2 separate regions of the Homo sapiens genome follow, and region 2 is linked to region 1. Evidence: chromatin loops called from intact Hi-C (ENCODE). Cell type or tissue: ovary. All regions are shown on one strand. Each heading gives the region's core, and the rest is flanking DNA. Links, peaks and the distances in the headings are about the cores only.

Region 1 (10,455 bases), core at 3,615-8,614:
AGTGGATTATAATTTCATGTTAGAGTTGGGAGTCCATATCCAGGAAATGTTTATATAGTGTGAACATGGACCAATAATTCACCCTTTAACTTGACTTTGATGGCTACTATCATCTTTTTTTTGTTCTTCAGTTGAAAATAATGCAAATATAAGATTAGATTAAAAACATTTTTATAACATTTTAGGCTGATGAATTATTTCATCATATGATTTTTTTCTCTAATCATTGAGAATATGCTTACAATGAAAAAGAGATTAGGTAAAAATGTACACTTTTTAAGTTCTATTACGAAAATAACTATAATCCATTGTAATTATCTTTAAAATATAAAACTCCAAACATGCCATCATTGGAAATGAGGGATATTTAAGAAGTAATGAAATAATCTTGGAAATATGACTACTCACATTACTTACTACCAGTGTATTTCAGTCACTAAACTTTGTATAATTGTTATATAATAGGGACTGTCTACATTTATTCATCACAGAGCCTGTTACATAACAGGCACTGAGAAAAGATCTGTGAAAAGAATGCAAAGTGTGCTAATAGATATTGTATAAAGGGAGCATCTGAAGGTATAAATTAATAAATAAATATTCTAATATTTCCTTTATTTTATTTTAGTTATCAAAAAGTTTTGTAACTGATATTGACTTAGAATTCAGAAAATGCTCAATTTCACCGATGTGACAGAGTTCATTCTTTTGGGGCTAACGAGCCGTCGAGAATGGCAAGTTCTCTTCTTCATCATCTTTCTTGTGGTCTACATCATCACCATGGTGGGCAATATCGGCATGATGGTGTTAATCAAGGTCAGTCCTCAGCTTAACAACCCCATGTACTTTTTCCTCAGTCACTTGTCATTTGTTGATGTGTGGTTTTCTTCCAATGTCACCCCTAAAATGTTGGAAAACCTGTTATCAGATAAAAAAACAATTACTTATGCTGGTTGTTTAGTACAGTGTTTCTTCTTCATTGCTCTTGTCCATGTGGAAATTTTTATTCTTGCTGCGATGGCCTTTGATAGATACATGGCAATTGGGAATCCTCTGCTTTATGGCAGTAAAATGTCAAGGGTTGTCTGTATTCGACTGATTACTTTCCCTTACATTTATGGTTTTCTGACGAGTCTGGCAGCAACATTATGGACTTACGGCTTGTACTTCTGTGGAAAAATTGAGATCAACCATTTCTACTGTGCAGATCCACCTCTCATCAAAATGGCCTGTGCTGGGACCTTTGTAAAAGAATATACAATGATCATACTTGCCGGCATTAACTTCACATATTCCCTGACTGTAATTATCATCTCTTACTTATTCATCCTCATTGCCATTCTGCGAATGCGCTCAGCAGAAGGAAGGCAGAAGGCCTTTTCCACATGTGGGTCCCATCTGACAGCTGTCATTATATTCTATGGTACTCTGATCTTCATGTATCTCAGACGTCCCACAGAGGAGTCTGTGGAGCAGGGGAAGATGGTGGCTGTGTTCTATACCACAGTGATCCCCATGTTGAATCCCATGATCTACAGTCTGAGGAACAAGGATGTGAAAAAGGCCATGATGAAAGTGATCAGCAGATCATGTTAAACAAAATAAAATCAAATTTGATTTAATTTTATCTTCTATTATTTGTTTGGAAAAAGTTTATTACCCAGTACCTAGGAACATTAAGATAAAGATATTCTGTGGGTTGAAAAGAAAAATAAAAGTGGTACAAATTGAGAAAATATAAGGAGGAATGATTCATTTCTGTTGATGTGAGTATGGAGATTAATTACATACAAATAAGTTAATTGAAACTGTGATGTGTGCCAAAGTTCATAGGTGTACTAAGGGAAATTGCTCAAATAGCTGCAACCAAAAGACGTTTTCTTATTGAAAAGTGCAGGTGCATGAATTTAAGAAATATTTATTTGCCCACTTAAAAACAAATGTGGGGCAGAAAAAAAAAACCCATGATATTTAATTTGGTTTTCCAACATGAAGACATAAAATATTGGTCTCTCTAATTGTTATGAGATTATTTATTGTTTAATGCGTCTTTCATTATGTTGGGTAGGGTCTGTTCAGAGACTGCTACTTTGAAAATAGCAATACTATTGTATTTCATGATTTTTAAATTTTTGGTGTTTCTTAAGAAACACAACATGGTAAGTGTCTCTGTTTCACAGACCCCAGGAACTGCTGTGTTTCTACTCTATGATTGCCAGTCACCAGACTGTGGTTTGCCCCTGCTGGTGTCTTCACTCTGACTGAGGAGTTGAAGAATTAGTGGAAGAAGCTGTCATTGTAAAACCATTGCTCTCCAAATTCCACAGAATAAATTACATTCTACTCATGTGGGATATTTGGTACACCTGTGACCAAGACATGGCACTTACATATTCTAGTTAACTTTTGCATTTAAAATAAATTCAGTATTTAGCATGCACTATTTGTTGTTATCAATAACATTTTATGACATAATAATGGGAACATAATTTCACATCTCTCTTGCACCATATTTCGTGAAGCATAAGGATGAAGCTACAACTTAACTTATTTCATCAAGTCTACGTCCTCAGCCCAAATAAATAAATAATCACCTTCTGTTTTGAGGCAAACAATATATAGCTAAAGAAATGTAATTTATACATTTTATATTATACATTTAAATAATTAAAATTATCTGCAAAGATGTGAATATAAAGCAAGATTGGTGTCATCTGAGAGAAAAGCATTCTTTTTTTATTTAACTTTTATTTTAAGTTCAAGGGTAGGAGTGCAGGTTTGTTCTATAGGTAAACTTGTGTTATAGAGGTTTGTGGTACAGAATATTTCATCACCCAAGTACTAAGCCTAGTACCCATTAATTATTATCCTGATCCTCCCCCTCCTCCCAATCTCCACCCTTTCATAGGCCTCAATGTGTGTTGCTCCCCTCTATGTGTCCTTGTACTCTCAACATTTAGCTCACACTTCTAAGTGAGAACATGAGGTATTTGGTTTTCTGTTCCTGCATTAGTTTGCTAAAGATAATGGTCTCTATCTCCGTCTATCTTCTTGCAAAGGACAAGATCTCGTTTTTTTCCTTATGGCTGCCTAGTATTCCATGATGTATATGTGCATTTTCTTTATCCAGTTTATCACCAATGGGCTTTTAGGTTGATTACCTGTATTGTGAATAGTGCTGCAGTGAATATACATGTACATTTGTCTTTATAGTAGAACAATTTATATTCACTTGGGCATATACCCAGGCATGGAATTGCTGGATATTTCTGTTCTGAGGTCTTTGAGTAATCCCCACACTGTCTTCCACAATGGTTAAACCAAGATACATGAGGCCAAGAATCATAAGAAAAAGCTCAACATCACTGATGATTAACAAAATGGAAATCAAAACTACGAGATACCTTCTCACACCAGTCAGAATGGCTATTATCAAAAAGCCAAAAAAATTAGATGCTGGCAAGGTTGTGAAGAAAAAGAAATGTTTATCTGCTATTGATGAAAGTGTAAAAAAGCATTCTTCTTTGTCCAATATTGAATTTTATTTACCTCAAGAGAACCTATAAGTGAAATGAACTCATTTCGACATACATACACATAAATCATGGGCAGCATGGTTGAAAGATGTCGAACCTCTAGAGACTTTTAATATCTAAGGTACACAACTTCTTTTGGGATTACTCCGAAGTTGAAAGTAATTTATTTTGTCAATAAAAACATTTATTTGCCATTTTTGGGGAACCCTTGATATGCCAAATTATTTTCTTGTTATTAATAAATTTCAAAATGTGTTTTGAAAGCATTTTATCACCTGCAGCTTATTGGCAGGTAAATTTGAACCATCTTTGTTACCTCTCTTTTTCAAAGGCGAAATGTGTTTCTGTTTATTCTTTTGAGGGTTAGTTTAGTGTTACATAAAGAATGATGACTCCAGGTCAGTGGTCAAACCATGTTTCTGGTTTGAGTTTCCAAATTTCAAGTGAATTTGTGGATGACCTTGGACAAGTCACTTTTTTCACCCATCCAGTTACTTTTAAGGTTGTAAACTCTGATCCCTATGTATTTTCTGCCTAATAATTTTCATGAGTCTCGATTTTTTGGCAGAGCTTAAAGCAATTTTCCCATCTGAATTTCAAGATATTTCTGTAAAGTACTTTTAAAAATAGATAGTATTGTCACACTTATTTCTACATCTGTGAGCTTAATCATATTTAAGCATTTCCAACGTCTAAGCATGAAGCCAAGTTATCTCTTTCTCTATTTCTCTTCTGTATTTTTTTCTTCCTGTCTCTCTCTGTCTCTCTCTCTCTCTCACACACACACACACACACACACACACACACACACACACACACTCTTTCTTCTTTTCCAATCTACATTTTCTTGAGATATTGCATATGAAGTCAAAATTCCCTAATGTCAAACTCATCTAATAGACTTTCTCAATAACTGGTGAGAAGAAATTAATAAATTCTGGGTACTTTGACACTGGAAAAAACTTTGCCCAAACACAATTCTGTTGTTGATTTTTCAGACTAAATTGAGGAAGTATATGCTTTAGAGTTTAAATAATTTAAGTTTGCATCCATGTATCCATGTTCTTTGGCTTGATAGTATGTAAACTTGCCAATACTGCATGTTCTCACTTATAAGTGGGAGCTAAACAACAAGAATACATGGACACATAGCAGGGAACAACAACAACATAACCACGGCCTACTTGAGAATAGGGGTGAGGGGAGGGAGAGGAGCAAAAAAATACCTAAAATACCTATTAGGTGCTATGTTTGTTACCTGGTGATGAAATAATCTGTACATCAAGCCACTTTGTCTGTGTAACAAACCTGCATATGTACCCCAACCCTAAAATTAAAAAAGGAAAGACTTAAAATCATACTTCTCTTTTTTTTTTTTTCTTGAGATGGAGTCTTACTCTCTTGCCCAGGCTGGAGTGCAGTGGCACTGTCTCGACTCACTACTACCTCTGCCTCCCAGGTTCAAGCGATTCTCTTGCCTCAGCCTCCCGAGTGGCTGGGATTACAGGCACCCGACATCATGCCCAGGTAATTTTTGTATTATTGTAGAGACGGGGTACCACCATGTTGGCCGGGCTGGTCTTGAACTCCTGACCTCAGATGTTCTACCCGCGTTGGCCTCCCAAAGTGCTGGGATTACAGGTGTGAGCCACCAAGCCTGGTACATCATACTTATTTCACATAGGAATACTTTTATTCTTCAAGGTAAGGATAATATTAGAATACTAAAGAAGTAGTAAGATAATACTAGTAAACTGTTTAGAGGTAAAACTGCACAAATAATGACAACTTTTTGTGTGCTTCACATGCAACAGCCATTGGGAAGAGAGTTATCCCTATATCATTCTAAGATCATCTCAACCAAAATGTAAGATAGTCATTTCCCTATTCTGCAGATGAGTACACTGAGGCTCTGAAGTACATTGCTTGTCCAAGGTGGCATAGTGAAAGTGGTATACCAAAGGTATAATCCCAGACCTGACTGACTTCAGTAATAACTTCTACTTGTACTCATTTTACCAATGATTTATTCTTTGAGGCATCTGACATTGTAACACAACCATGAGATGCATAGGACGTGCATTCCTATGATCATCTATCCTGACAGACGGCACTTTTTAGAACAATTGTCCAACCAGAAAGAAAGGGACTCACTGAAATTTTATATGATGCAGGCCAATATTTTGCTGAAATGCATAATTGTCAATATGTAAATAAAAGAAGACAGAACCCATGTGAAAGTGAGAGATAAGATTATATTATTGATCAAGAATTTTGATCTATTTTATTTAAAAAATCTTCTTCTCATCCACACTCCTTAACTGCTCCTATACCTGAGCTGTGTCTAGAATTTTACTTATTATTTTTTTCATAATTACCTGAATCGTCCTTTAGGGAGATGATCCCAGTGTTCCTAATGTTTAAGACATTATTATAAATAGTGAGAAGTTATCATTTTCTACTCTCTATGCTGAAGGTAGGTCTGCAAGTTTTTCACTCATTACAATAGAGATTGATGTAGTCAAATATTTTAATTTCACTCTCTGTCTTGAAGAGGCAACTAATACCTTATTCACAGACTTATTTTGTTATCAGAGTGTCTTCTTGTATGAAATTATATTATTGGGAACTTTTTGTATTTCTATCCCTGGTTTGTTGAAAACTTTGTAAGAATGAGCTTATTATAATGAAGATTTGCAAAACTCCTCATTTCTCATTTTTTGTCCTCTCATTCTCTTTTACAGACAAAAACTATTAACTTTCATAATATTGTTTAAATATATGTATGAATGGAGTTGGGGATATAGGGTCAGTTGGCATGATTGGTCCAGTAATTTATGCCTTCACTGGTTTTCTTCATGAAAAATTCCTGAAGTGTTAATAGAAATGAATTTTGGGTTTTATTTGTCGATTACAAATTCAATCTTCTTGATTATTTTGATAGATGATACACATTTAGGTATTAAATTAATTTTCTCCCAGAAATCATTATCATCTGATCCTGGGATGATAAACTTGGACAAGTAGAGAGTTGCAGTGATTTACTATCTCAGTGGTTTAGGCTGCTCTGGGGTAACCAAAGCTCTTAAAAGTCCATTAAAGATGAACTATGAAAGAGATAACTTCCACATATTGTGGAGGATGAGCAAACTGAATTTCAAATGAAAAGAAATATAATGGTAGAAGAGGCTGTCAAAGATGCAGCAATAGAAGATTGTTAAAGACACAACACTAAAATGATTTTGTTTGCATCCCAATTCTGCTAATTAGTAGACCTCTGACCCAGGGAGACTTTCTTAATCTCTCAGTGTTTAGCTTCCTCATTTGTAAAATGGTCATGCAAATAAAACCTGTTTTACAGGACATTTGCGTAGAAGAGTTTTCCTGAACATTCAATAACAGCTATTCTTATAAGTATTACAAGGCTGGGACTGTTGCCTCTAGAAAAATATTTCTTAGAGAGTTTTAATTATACTGGATTATTGTACTATGTTTAGTGGATCTAGAGATCAGGGCATGTAGAAATCATATGTATAACTATTTCTAAATTTCTGTTAAATGTAACTACTAAGCAAGACAGTTTAAGGAGTTTCAAGGTAAACAAAACAAACTAATATTAGGCTGGTACAAAAGTAATTGCATTTTTGCCATTGAAAGTAACGGCAAAACCCACAATAACTTTTGCAGCAACCTAAATGCTAAAGCGCTAATGATTTTGTGTAAAATAAGAAAAGTACATCACACTGTGACTGAAACAAAATGTAGTGTTAGTTTATGTTTCTTAGATGCCTTGATGCTTTATTTCATATATTTTATACTTAATACAGTAGTAACACTAACCCAAGTCAAATTCTGTTAGTAACAGGAAACCAGTAGAGATCAGAAATTTTTACATAGGAAAATCTCTGACCACAGCATCTGCAGCTCTTTACCTAGTTTGACATTTATAATGAGCCAAAAAAGTGAAACTACAATCATGGACATCTATAGCAAAGGAAAGTTGGATCAGAACTAAAACTGCAATGTCTATTATGTTATATATTCAGTTCATTTTATGTATAGTATATTTAAACCCTGTATTGTACATTTTTGCAAAGTGTACATTGTTTTTAAATTATTTGAATTAAAATAAGGACAAACGCAACTCAGTTTCAAGAATAAAACAAATTCATTTACTTTCCTTTTGAAACAATTTCTCCATAGGCAACACAGACTTGGCCTATACTAAGGCAATGCCTAATTTCACGGATGTGACAGAATTTACTCTCCTGGGGCTGACCTGTCGTCAGGAGCTACAGGTTCTCTTTTTTGTGGTGTTCCTAGCGGTTTACATGATCACTCTGTTGGGAAATATTGGTATGATCATTTTGATTAGCATCAGTCCTCAGCTTCAGAGTCCCATGTACTTTTTCCTGAGTCATCTGTCTTTTGCGGACGTGTGCTTCTCCTCCAACGTTACCCCCAAAATGCTGGAAAACTTATTATCAGAGACAAAAACCATTTCCTATGTGGGATGCTTGGTGCAGTGCTACTTTTTCATTGCCGTTGTCCACGTGGAGGTCTATATCCTGGCTGTGATGGCCTTTGACAGGTACATGGCCGGCTGCAACCCTCTGCTTTATGGCAGTAAAATGTCTAGGACTGTGTGTGTTCGGCTCATCTCTGTGCCTTATGTCTATGGATTCTCTGTCAGCCTAATATGCACACTATGGACTTATGGCTTATACTTCTGTGGAAACTTTGAAATCAATCACTTCTATTGTGCAGATCCCCCTCTCATCCAGATTGCCTGTGGGAGAGTGCACATCAAAGAAATCACAATGATTGTTATTGCTGGAATTAACTTCACATATTCCCTCTCGGTGGTCCTCATCTCCTACACTCTCATTGTAGTAGCTGTGCTACGCATGCGCTCTGCCGATGGCAGGAGGAAGGCGTTCTCCACCTGTGGGTCCCACTTGACGGCTGTTTCTATGTTTTATGGGACCCCCATCTTCATGTATCTCAGGAGACCCACTGAGGAATCCGTAGAGCAGGGCAAAATGGTGGCTGTGTTTTACACCACAGTAATTCCTATGTTGAATCCCATGATCTACAGTCTGAGAAATAAGGATGTAAAAGAAGCAGTCAACAAAGCAATCACCAAGACATATGTGAGGCAGTAAAACTGTAGTGGATATTGTTGTCCCTATTATAAATAGGGTCCTGTTATAAATGGTCACATGTAAAAGTCCTAGCTCAGAAAACAGTATCAAAAGGTAACTCTTTCACACACTAAGAGGTCTGATGTAACAGGGTGATGTTTTACCCCTTGTATGGACTCTAATTACTAAGCATATTTTCTCCTATATGTGCGCCAATATTATGAAAGATGACACAATGTTCATTCACAATATGCTTAAAATTGGGCTAAGTTTAGTCACTGGAGGAACTCACAAATGAGTGTACATACATATATGTTAAGTTGGAAGTATGCTTGTTAGTGTTGGATGTTATTTTGCAGAGTACTTTATACATATACATATTCCTCAAACTAGATTTCATGTGAAATATACAAATTCTCAGAAAAAAGTAAATACTTCATTTCTTTTTCATGGCCATAGAATACTGATGAACAGTTTACCTAAAAAGTGTTTAAAATTTTGAAAATGCAATTATATTTAGAATTTTAAACTAGTGTCTTAATATAATCCTGTTTGTCATCATTTCACATAATTTGATAGTTAATAATGTTTTGTTTCAATGGTCTGTTTTCTTACCCTAACTCTACTCCTTGATGGGTACTCATTTACACATTCTTTTATGTTAGTAGGGTGAACTCTCTCTGACAAAAGATTTTCCTGCCCTAATCATAATGAAAAGATGAGGCAGTATACATTTTCTGACACAAAGTCTGAGCTTTGGCAATACCATATTGTCTTATTAAACCATTGATTGATAATATGATTTGAAAGTTTTCTTTGCTTCCAGCTCTTTTCACTAACATTAAATTCTTTGACTTTGTATATAGCAACTTAAATCAAGCTTTTAATGTCTATAGTTGATAAACCAGATAAGAAGAACTGTTCAGCTAAATTGTATGGGACCCTCACTCAAAGGTGACCAGCAGAGTTCTAAATTGCATCCCATTTGGGCCTGGTTAAACATTTTTAAAAGCTCACTGTTTGTCTAGATTGGTGCTTCCATAGCTTACTTGTTCTACATTATATTCTTGTTAAAGACAACAATGGAAATTTGTTTGCCCCAGGTGACTCTTGCTAAGTTAACTGCATAAAGGCAAGTGGGAGATAAAGGTGATTGCTGATGAGTGAGTTTATTCGGGATGTGATAATCCAACTACAAGGGTGCACAATTCAATTAGTATGTACAAGTTGACTCTGAGAAGTAAAATATAGTTGTGGTAATGCTTGTAGGAAGATGGACTAATTCAAACACAGAAAGCATTGTTATTCATGCAAATTTACCATGGTTCACTTTCCTAGTAACTTAGAATGGATCTGAGTAAAGGTAGATGGGATACGTACTCTTTCATAAATTTACATTCTGAAAGTAAAGTATGATCTGCTTGTATTGAAAATTGTGTTAACACTATGTTTATATTTCTAAACCACCCAAATTTGCTTCTAAAAAGTCAGGATGAAGAACAAAACGCAGGGCTACTCAAGCAACAACTTCTTTTACAGAGATCGGCGTCACAACCTGACATTCTAAGGCCTTATTTTTTGGGGGGTCATTATGGCAGAGCTATTCCTCATTCTCCACTAGTTCATTTTTCCTTTTAGAAATATAAAACTTGCTATCCAACTGTATGTCAGAGTTCTAATCTCTCCTTATTATCCTGATATACATTTGTGGGGGTTTGGGCTTTTTTGTTTTAACAACTTAAACAGCATAAATTTATTATTTCAGAATTGCCATG
Region 2 (10,455 bases), core at 2,487-7,486, 59 kb before region 1:
GTGATCAGTTGTCTTCAATTCCCCAGCAAAGCAACTTGCATGCATGGAGTGTTCAGTGCTGTTTGTGCACAAATGTAACCATATTACAATGGTTAAATCATTTAGCATCCTGAAAGCATCACAGAGTCAAAGTAGCTAACTTGTGTGAACCCTTAATTCAATTTCCGGGAAGAGGTTAGACACTGAAGTATGTAGTTGAAGACACTGGTGTTGCAAGGAATTGTATCCCACTAGCTCAAGCCTACAGACTTCTGTTTTGTGCCCTGGATTAAGATAAATTTAAAAATCGAATGAATTGCCAACACTATCTTTGGTAGATTTCCCATAAAAACAATGAATTCTGATATTTAAAATGTAAAGCTCTTAAGACCTTACAACACAAGGTCCCTGCTAACATAAAGCAAAATTCTATTGGCCTGAGTGACTTCTGAGTCTACACTGGGAACCACTCTATGTTTCACTTCAGTGGACTCTTAAACCCAACCCACTTCACTCATTCTTATTAGCTAAAGGGCTCCCATAGACATTTAAGTTTTGATCTCTTATCTCCTTTAGTGTTTTACTTATAAAATAACACAAGGCAACATTGGGAATTTATAATAAAAAATTATTGTATAGAATCCCAGCACCATAATTTCCCATTGTCTCATTTCATTACAATTGATATTATCTGAATTAATATTATCTGAAAGTATAATCTGTTCATTATAATTTGTATTGTTTGAACTCTAGGAATAATTCTATCTCTCTTGATTACTTTTCATTTTATTATTCTGGACATTATAATATTATAAAGAAGTTTGAACTAATGCTGCTAGAAACCTGAAACAAATTTGTGTTCCACTAGCAGAACAAATTTGTCACATTCTGTTATATGCTGTAAACCCCTTAAATGCATTCAGGATTAAATTAAAACATAAATGGACCAGTAGATAAAATCTATGAAATAACATTTGGCAACTTCTCTTGCTTTACTCCTACAAACTCCTTCGACTGAAAATTCCTTCATTAGTAATTCATATAGGCCCTTGTTATTCCAAATTTAGAAACCTTATCTTTGGTTTATTCACAAAGAAATGAATTGCTTTTGATTTTGTTGGTATAGCAGTAAGAAAAAAAAAGTGAAGAAAAAAAACCCAGAATTTCCTTCAAACCCCTATGATTCTGGACTCTCTAATACAGCACATAGCCAGTGAAATTCTCAAAGGTGGAGACACTAAAGCAGGGGTCCCCTAACCCCCAGGCCATGAACTGGTATGGTCCATGTCCTGTTAGCAACTGGGCCACACAGCAGGAGGCAAGCCACCAGCAAGTGAGCATTCCTGCCTGAGCTCCGCCTCCCGTCAGATTAGTCTTGGCATTAGATTCTCATGGGAGCACCCACCCTATTGTGAACTGCATGCGCATGCCAGCTATCTAGGTTGTGTGCTCCTTACGAGAATCTAATGCTTGATTATCCCCAACAACCCCACCCTCCAACCCCCATCCATGGAAAAATTGTCTTCCACAAAACTGGTCGTTGGTGCTAAAAAGGTTGGGGACTGTTGTTATAAAGGAAGCCCATGATTGTATAGTCAACTGAAAAAGGCAGTTAGTGGCTTAATCCATTTTTCGACAAACTTTAGGACACTATTCCCTCATTCCAAAACACGTTGGTAACACAGAAACCATTCTTTTTAGGAATCATCTGCATATGATACACCCAGTTAATTGGGGCCTTTGCTTTTTTAAGACCACCAGGCCCTATATTCTTGAGTCCTGCCTGACTGGCTGTGTGAGGGAGAACAAGAGAGAAAGAAAAAGAGAGAGAGCAAATAAGAGAAAGAGAAAAAAGGTAACATGTAATGGACTTCTCATTCACCTTGATTTATTTTCATCCATTTAAGTGAAAAATGCTGGTACCTAAGAAAATGGTTAGAGGAAATTCTACTTTGGTGACGGAATTTATTCTCTTGGGATTAAAGGATCTTCCAGAGCTTCAGCCCATCCTCTTTGTACTGTTCCTGCTAATCTACCTGATCACTGTCGGGGGGAACCTTGGGATGTTGGTGTTGATCAGGATAGATTCACGCCTCCACACCCCCATGTATTTCTTTCTTGCTAGTTTGTCCTGCTTGGATTTGTATTACTCCACTAATGTGACTCCCAAGATGTTGGTGAACTTCTTCTCAGACAAGAAAGCCATTTCCTATGCTGCTTGTTTAGTCCAGTGCTATTTTTTCATTGCTGTGGTGATTACTGAATATTATATGCTAGCTGTAATGGCCTATGATAGGTATGTGGCCATCTGTAACCCTTTGCTTTACAGCAGCAAGATGTCCAAAGGGCTCTGTATTCGCCTGATTGCTGGTCCATATGTCTATGGGTTTCTTAGTGGACTGATGGAAACCATGTGGACATACCACTTGACCTTCTGTGGCTCCAATATCATTAATCACTTCTACTGTGCTGACCCACCCCTCATCCGACTTTCCTGCTCTGACACTTTCATTAAGGAAACATCCATGTTTGTGGTAGCATGATTTAACCTCTCCAGCTCCCTCATCATAATCCTCATCTCCTACATCTTCATTCTCATTGCCATCCTGAGGATGCGTTCTGCTGAAAGTAGGCACAAAGCGTTCTCCACCTGCGGGTCCCACCTGGTGGCAGTGACTGTGTTTTATGGAACCCTGTTCTGCATGTACGTTAGACCTCCCACGGACAGGTCAGTGGAACAGTCCAAAGTCATTGCTGTTTTCTACACTTTTGTAAGCCCTATGTTGAACCCCATCATCTATAGTTTGAGGAACAAGGATGTGAAACAAGCTTTTTGGAAACTGATCAGAAGAAACGTGCTTTTGAAGTAAAATCAGTGTATCTTTATTAGTCAAATAAAAAAATCTTTCTATTTATGAGAACTGTATTTAACTTTAGTAGCTTTACAGTAAAGTCAATTTTAGATCCCCAATGAAAAACTATAATCTAACAACAAAACATAGACATAGATAGAGAAAATTTATGGTTTTACATGTTACATATGAGTGAAATATGTGTGTGTGAAGGGTAGGGAGGTGTATATGCATGTATGAGGAATAATTATTCTTTTATTCATAACATGCATACATTTACATGTATGAATTTACATGTGTAACAATTTACATGTAAATTTACATGTAAATTACATTTATAACAACATATTTTTTACATTATAAAAAATTATACATTGTTGTAATAAAACATTAGGTCTCTATGGAAAGGTAAAAAGTAAGAGATTAAAATATTTTATTTTCTTTCCCACACCCTGATTTTTTATTCTCACTTCCTAGAGTTACAACGATTAACAGTTTCTTTAGTTTTTTTTTTTTAATTTCTTCGTATCTACAAACAAATGTGTGGTTATATGTACACACATATATACACGATTGTTAAAACACAAGTTGACTGTCATGGTTGCTTTTTAGTGGTTTACAATTCTGTAGCAATTACTACCAAGAAACTTCAGTCTCATGGTTTAGAGGAATGTCACAACTGCTGGTGAGACTTGCTGTCCCTCTAGGCTGTTTCTCTAGGAGAGAAAACTTACGATAACACCTCTGTGTCCATGCCTGACACCCACTTATGTCTCTCCACTTGTGAGAGTCACTTTCAATAAGACACCTTTCTCCTTCTGCCACGACAGGACATGAGGCCAGCCCAGCAGTTATTTTTCAAATATTAACTCTGGAAGCAGACAAAGAATGGCTCCTATAAGGGTATATGACTGGCTGCAAATAACTGTGACTTCTGCAGAACTTATCAATTCAATTCTACACTTCTGGGGACTAGAGTCCTTCATGCTTTCTCTCACCTCTGCTTTTTTAATCTATTTTTCAGGATAGATCATATATTTTTATTAGTAGCATCATTCAAATTTTACTCACAGTGGTACTTTGTCACAGTTAGTTATTATATACCTAATTTTAGAATGACATATGTCGACTTGTTTGTAAGTATTTTAGTGCTAAAGGAAGCAAAGGACAAGTTGATATTTTAAGGATGTGACAAATCTGGTGACTTTGCAGTTGATAACATAAGCAAAATTGATGAATGTGTGCTGAGTATCTACAATAAGTCACACTTCTCCTAACACCAAGGACTTTTCAAGGAGCTCGACAATGGCATAGTTTTACAGGGGTCATGAAACTGTAAACAGAAAGATCAATACAATTTGTTAAATGCTGTAAGACTATGGAGGTGCTAACGAAAGAGAGGAAAGAAAAAATTATCTCTGGGCAAATTGAAGCTAGCCCTGTGATTGTCCAAGACTAGAACTTGTTTATGCTTTATGCACCTTCCTCAGCCCTCCCATAGCTCCTAGTATGACGTAATGTCAGGTGGGGTCTGAGCAAAATAATTAAGAACCAATTTGTGATCAAATATGTAGATGTTAGTTTCAATGAAAAAGAAAAAACCATAAAACTATAACAAGTCACAACTCAAAAAGACATGATATTTTTTCTCAGTTGTATTTCAAAGCTTTCTTTGTACCTTCGAGTTAATCTCTGCTTAGTATTTCTACAGAAATTTTCAGACTCATTCATTTTATATTATTGCATATAATTATTTTAAACCTTGTACTACTACATGTTCCTATTTAAATACCTTGATTTTGAAAGTCAGATTGCCCACAAATTCTGTTAAAACACACATATAAATAAAAAAGCTATTTTTACTAATTTTTTACATTTAATTAACAATTGTTGAATTCCGCTTAGACACATACCTAGATGTATTCCTGTTTAAATACACATATGTTTTTAGTTATGTGAAACCAGCTTCTTAATTATATAAAATTTTCTGATCTCAGGGCCCATGCTTCTATCTGTACAGCCTAGCTTGGCACCGAAGAAAGGTTCAATGACTGCAGCATGAAAGAGTACACATCATACACAATTTTATTAAAAGTTAATGAATGTCCACTTTCAAAGTAAACAAAGTGCCTCAATTTTAGAATTTATAAGAAAAGTGTCTTTGAACAGACCAGCAGATGACTCTGAGGGAATATGTTATTAGTCATAAGCCAACTTACTTTTCAGAAATACAAGTAACCATAATGTCATTGATGTTTATGACTGACTTTAGCAATACAAAACCAATAGTTACGCCCATATACACAAAAGTTCAAGATAGAAAGGAATTACACCAAGTGCTTTCATGAATTGACTGGCTCGCTGGAATCACGTCTATCAGCCTGTTAAGACTATCTAAGTCCATATCATATTGTATTAGACATAAAATAAATATGTGCTGATGAAAATTTTTGGTATTAATATGTTATTTTAGTAGGCCCTGGATTTTAGCTAAAAAGTAAAGAATAACTTTCTTATTGATGACATTAAAATCCCATTATTAAAGTCTGTCATAAGAGATTTCAAGAAGAGTCTCCAATTTCATGTCTCTTTTCTTTCAAAGTTAATTCTGCTGAATTCTTTATTTGTTGGACAAATTGGGTAATACAATGAAGAAATAATCAGAAAAAATAAAGAATATTTACTGTACTTTTGAAAAGAACAATAAATATGATATATTATTTTCTCCTCACCTATCCAAAAGATCATCACTCTGATATTCCTTTCAGGAAAATTTATACATGTGTATAAAATACTAAATGTTATAGGGAGTAGTGATGTTATGAGCCTAATGTCTTTACTCATATAACAGATGTTTTTGGGAACAATGAATAAGTGAAAAATATTTAGACACTCACACTCACACATACACACAAAAATAAGACAGAGTAATACTTTTTATTATAGTTCAGGTAATATTTTAATGTAAGTTGTTTTACTTAATCTGCCCATCAACACTATGCATTCAGTACTATAATCTCCACTTTAAAGAAAAGACAACAGATTTACAAGTTGTTAACCTAAAAGCACATAGGTAGATTAGAAGGGGAGCTCAAATATGCCTGGCTTTAAAGTTTATTTGTTTGTTTGTGTTACTATTATACTTTTGCCACTATACTTCATTGAAGGCAAAATCATACAATGAAAAATATAATTATTTTCTATCTTCCAGAAGTATTGCTGATCATGTATTTGACAGCTGCATGCACACTGAAGGATATAATGCACTATAAAAAATTCTTTTTATAATGTATAGATAAATTTAACTTGTTCCATAAGACAAATTTTTGCAGTCAGATCCTAACTCCATCATTTATTAGCTAAATGAGTAGTTATGAGCATGAACTCTGGAATCTGATTTACTGAGCAAGTTATACAACCTCTCTCGGCCTCAGTGCCCTCTTCTATAAAGTGAAGACATAGTGATTTTTCATAAGGATGCTGTCTTCACAGAAGATATTAATTAACACATGAAACACACTTAGGACAGTACTGGATACATAGTATTTACTCAATAAAAGGTACCTGTTTTAATTATTAACTGGAAAGTTACTTTACCTATCTTAGACTTAGGTTCCTTTCATAACCTTCTATGTTTTCTTTTAATACATTTATTACTCTTTGGATATAATTAATGTCTGTGTTCTCTATAATATTGTAAGTGACATGAGGTCAGAAACAATGATGTTTTGAGAGCAATTATTTTCTATTTTTCAGCCTGGTATGTAGTATGTGATCCCTAAAAAATGATAGATAGATGATTGATGGGTAGATGACAGATAGATGATAGATAGATAGATAGATAGAAAAAAAGAAGTAAAAAAAATAATGGAGATTATAATATTAGTTTTGTAAGGTAATGGGATTTTCCTGCAAAACAAAACACTGATGGTAACTTAAATGTGTATATTTTATTCATGTATAATCAGTCTGCTTTTGTCTCCTTCAACAGAATTCATCTGGAAATGTGCAGAATAAATCAAACCAGAGAGAAGAAATTTATCTTCCTGAGGTTGGCCAGTTGCCCGGCGTTGCATCTTGTCTTCTTTCTCTTGGTTCTATTAATTTGTATTTTTCTTTTTCTGGAAAACTTGGCCCTAAATCTGCACATCACATCCTCACACTGTCTCCTTGCCAATCTCTCAATCCTACAAATTCTGGTTAACTTTTTATTTGGCAAGTTCAATTCCATAGCCAATTTATATGAACAGCATAACATGGTCACATTCCCGTTAACCCAGTGTTTTGTCCCTGCAGCCATCTGTGGCAATCACATCCACATGGTCATCTGCCTTCCATGTAGTCACAATATTGGGTCCAAAGTGCTCCACGTTTATATGGCTGTCCTTCTCTATGTTTGCATTTCATGTAAACTTATTTAACATGGTGTTATCCCCAGAGCTGACGACATGGAATAGCATCATATCCTGCCACCTTGTGGCTACTCCGACCAAATAAAACCAAATTTCACCACACGCCATGTTGCTACTCCATAATGTGATGGAAGTGTATGAGAGTTCTAACTTTATATTTTCCAAACAAATTTGGAATCTTTCTACTCTTTGTAAGCCAGAAAAACTTCTCTGTTTTTGAATTTCACCTTATGAATATGTCTAGATAATGTTACCTCCTTGAAGGAATCAATAACACAAAACAGTAGCTGCCCTATATGTTTGTGACTCTTTTTGAACAACCAAATAAATAGAAATAGAAAGAACGTAACGTTTGAAAATAGTAGCATGATGGTTAATTTTATGTGTCAACTTGACTGGGCGACAGGGTGCACAAATACTTGGTAAAATGTTATTTCTGGGTGTGTCTGTGAATGTGTGTCTGGAAGAGATTTTACCATTTGAATTGGAAGACTGAGTAAAGGAGAGTGTTCTCACCAATGTGGGCTGGCATCATGCAATCTGCTGAGGGCCTGAATAGAATAGAAAGGCAAAAGAAGAGCAGATTTGTTTTCTCTGGGTGAGTTGGGACATCAATCTTCGCCTGCTCTTGGACAATGTTGGTGCTCCTGGACCTCGGACCTGCAGACTCTGACCAGGACTTAAACTATTTGTTCCCCTACCAGGTCTTCAAACTTAGACTGAATTAAACCACCAGCTTTCCTGGTTTTCCAGCCTGCAGGCGGCAAATCACAGGACTTTTTGGCCTTTATAGTTGCATGAGCCAGTTTCCATTGTGTGTGTGCGTGTGTGTGTGTGTAATCATGTAATGTTATATATATATATATATATATATATATGTAAAATCTTCATTCTATATATAGAATGCTTCTCTTTCTCTGGAGAACCCTGATGAATACAGATTTTGGTATTGAGAGTGGTTCTAGAGCAACATAATTTTAAGGATATATTTTCTTATCTGTTTCTGAGGTTTCTGGAATTGGCTCTTTAATTTCATTAGATTTAAAGATGCTAATGACTATTTAGAGTAGTCGAAAAAGCATTGATAGTCCATGACATAAACTGTTTATACATATATGCAAAGTATCCACATTGGATTATCCTCATCAGACACTTATAAGATATAAGGAACTATGTGACTCTCTATATACTTTTGTACTTTCTTAGAAAACTAAGGATTATAACGATATTGATTGGTTACTCTTAATGTCACTGGACAAAGTGCTGAAAGATAAGGATGAGCTTGGGGATTTTAATTTCCAGTCCAACCCTGAGAGCTTCTATGTATGTCTGGAAGGAGATCCTTGTCTCCTGTAGCTTCAATTAGAGAATTGCAGAAAGGGATCCTATATGTTGCGTTGGGGGTTTGTGGGAAGATCCTGATGAAGCTGGAAAGACTGAGCCCCTAAATTCTGATAAGTGCTATCTGACAGTGAAAGAGGTTTCCCTACTCCTATACTCCTAGTGGAATTGGCCTCCCCGTTCCCAGTGGTATCAGCTTTTCCACCTATGTCTTGGGTAATTAACTCCATATTGCCAGAATAAATGGTAAAGACTTCCCCTGAGGCAGTTTCCATACAAGACAATACAGATTCTTTTTGGGGCCCACCTTTACCACCCTTCTTTGCTTCTAAACTTATAACTAAACCCAAGTACCAACAGCCCCTGAAAGAAGAGGTACCAAGCAAGACCATGAGGTGGTGCACTAAAAAAGTAGATGAGTTTTCTAATTTATACAAACAGAAATCCAGGGAACATGTGTAGGAATGGATACTAAGCATATGGTAAAAGAGTAGAATGAAGATATAGTTGGATCAGGTCTAATTTGTCAATATGAGCTCATTAAACAGAGATTCTCCATTTAATGTTGCAACTTGGGGAGTTAGAAAAAGCTCTAAGTTTGGTTGTTTGGCTGAAACATGAATCAAAAGATGGTCCACTGTGAGTAAACTGGAAATGTTTAACTTCCCTTGGTTTAATGTAGAGGAAGGAATTCAAAGGTCTAGAGAAATTAAAATTCAAGAGTGGACTTGCCATTGAAGACCTACTCACCCATACTGGAAGGGTTCAGAAGACAAGCTTTTCACCAATACATTGATAAATAAACTTGTGAGGGGAAACTGCAACCACACAATTGGAAAATCAAAATGCAGTAATAGTAACTAGATCATGGGGTGGCAGAGGCCAGGTGGTGGCTTTCAATGGCCCAAGGCAAGGTGGGCATAGTTACCATAATGAACAGCAGGTTAAAGCATCAAATAGAATAGTCTGACCCACACGTATCTATGACATTGGCTAGCACAGGCTAGTTAATTATGGTGTTCCCAGTTGTATAAGTAAATAGAAAGCCCACTAAATTCTTACTTGATCTGAATATGCAAAAACATTTTAGGTCAAGTGAACAAAAGTCTATTCTGAATTATAATAACTGATAGTTACAGTCCCTCAATCAATTTGTAGACTTGAGGCAGTTTACAGACCCAGAACTCCTTAAATGAAGGGGAGACAAGGTCTTCTCAAGGAAGATTTCCATATATTGCTAGGTCCCACAGAGAGGGACCTTTTATCTGGGTAACTGCATTGGAGAAAAGGAGATAATCAGACTTTTGAGTACTACTTGACACTGGCTCTGAACTGACAATTTCAGGCTCACAACATCATTATAGCCCCTTCAGTCAGTAGGGGCTTATGATGATTAGATTATCAGTGAATTCCATCTCAAAGTGGGCCCAGTGGGTCCCTGAACTCAGCCTGTGGTTATTTCTCTGGTTCTAAAATGCATAAATAGAATAGACATACTGGCAGAATCCCCATGTTGGTCCTCCTACTTGTGGAGCTTGGGTAAAAGAAATAGTTGAAATAATTTATTTAAAGTGTTTTGTGAGCACAAAGAAAGAAAAAAATTATCTTGACAAAAAGCTTTTTGGGTAATTCTCCCAGAGAAGGTAACCACTGAGATGGGTTTTGAAAGTTGAGTAGGAATTTCAAAGGGTAGAGGATGAATTGCAAAGACTTTTCCTAAAGAGTGAACCAACTGATCAAGAAGAATAGCTTGGTTGTGCTTATGACACAAATAATAGATAGGAAAGTAGTAAATAATAAAGTTGAATAGTAAACTAGATCAGATAAGGCAAGAATGAAATGCTTTTTTAACAAATTTAGACTTAATTGGA

The links. A loop is a pair of places that touch in the nucleus more often than their neighbours do. Peaks named below come from ENCODE experiments on the same cell type or tissue, not always from the same donor. Only the 100,000 strongest peaks of a DNase experiment are listed, where the experiment ranks them.
Region 2: a loop joins it to region 1, with 4 times the contacts of the local background. A loop is called at or near these places in 2 of 110 quality-filtered maps.

What each region holds. Positions count from the first base shown.
Region 1 is chr11:56,460,715-56,471,169 of GRCh38, reverse strand. It overlaps OR5M9 (olfactory receptor family 5 subfamily M member 9), which reads left to right and starts at 7,769. Exons shown (of 1, transcript NM_001004743.1): 1 at 7,769-8,701. The coding sequence starts at 7,769. The coding sequence ends at 8,701. OR5M3 (olfactory receptor family 5 subfamily M member 3) reads left to right here. Exons shown (of 2, transcript NM_001004742.3): 2 at 629-1,896. The coding sequence starts at 673. The coding sequence ends at 1,596. In ovary, for the core only: no CTCF peak of the experiment used is centred there; no DNase peak of the experiment used is centred there.
Region 2 is chr11:56,518,958-56,529,412 of GRCh38, reverse strand. It overlaps the pseudogene OR5M5P. Among named protein-coding and RNA genes, the nearest start is that of OR5M11, 19 kb to the left of the region's middle. In ovary, for the core only: no CTCF peak of the experiment used is centred there; no DNase peak of the experiment used is centred there.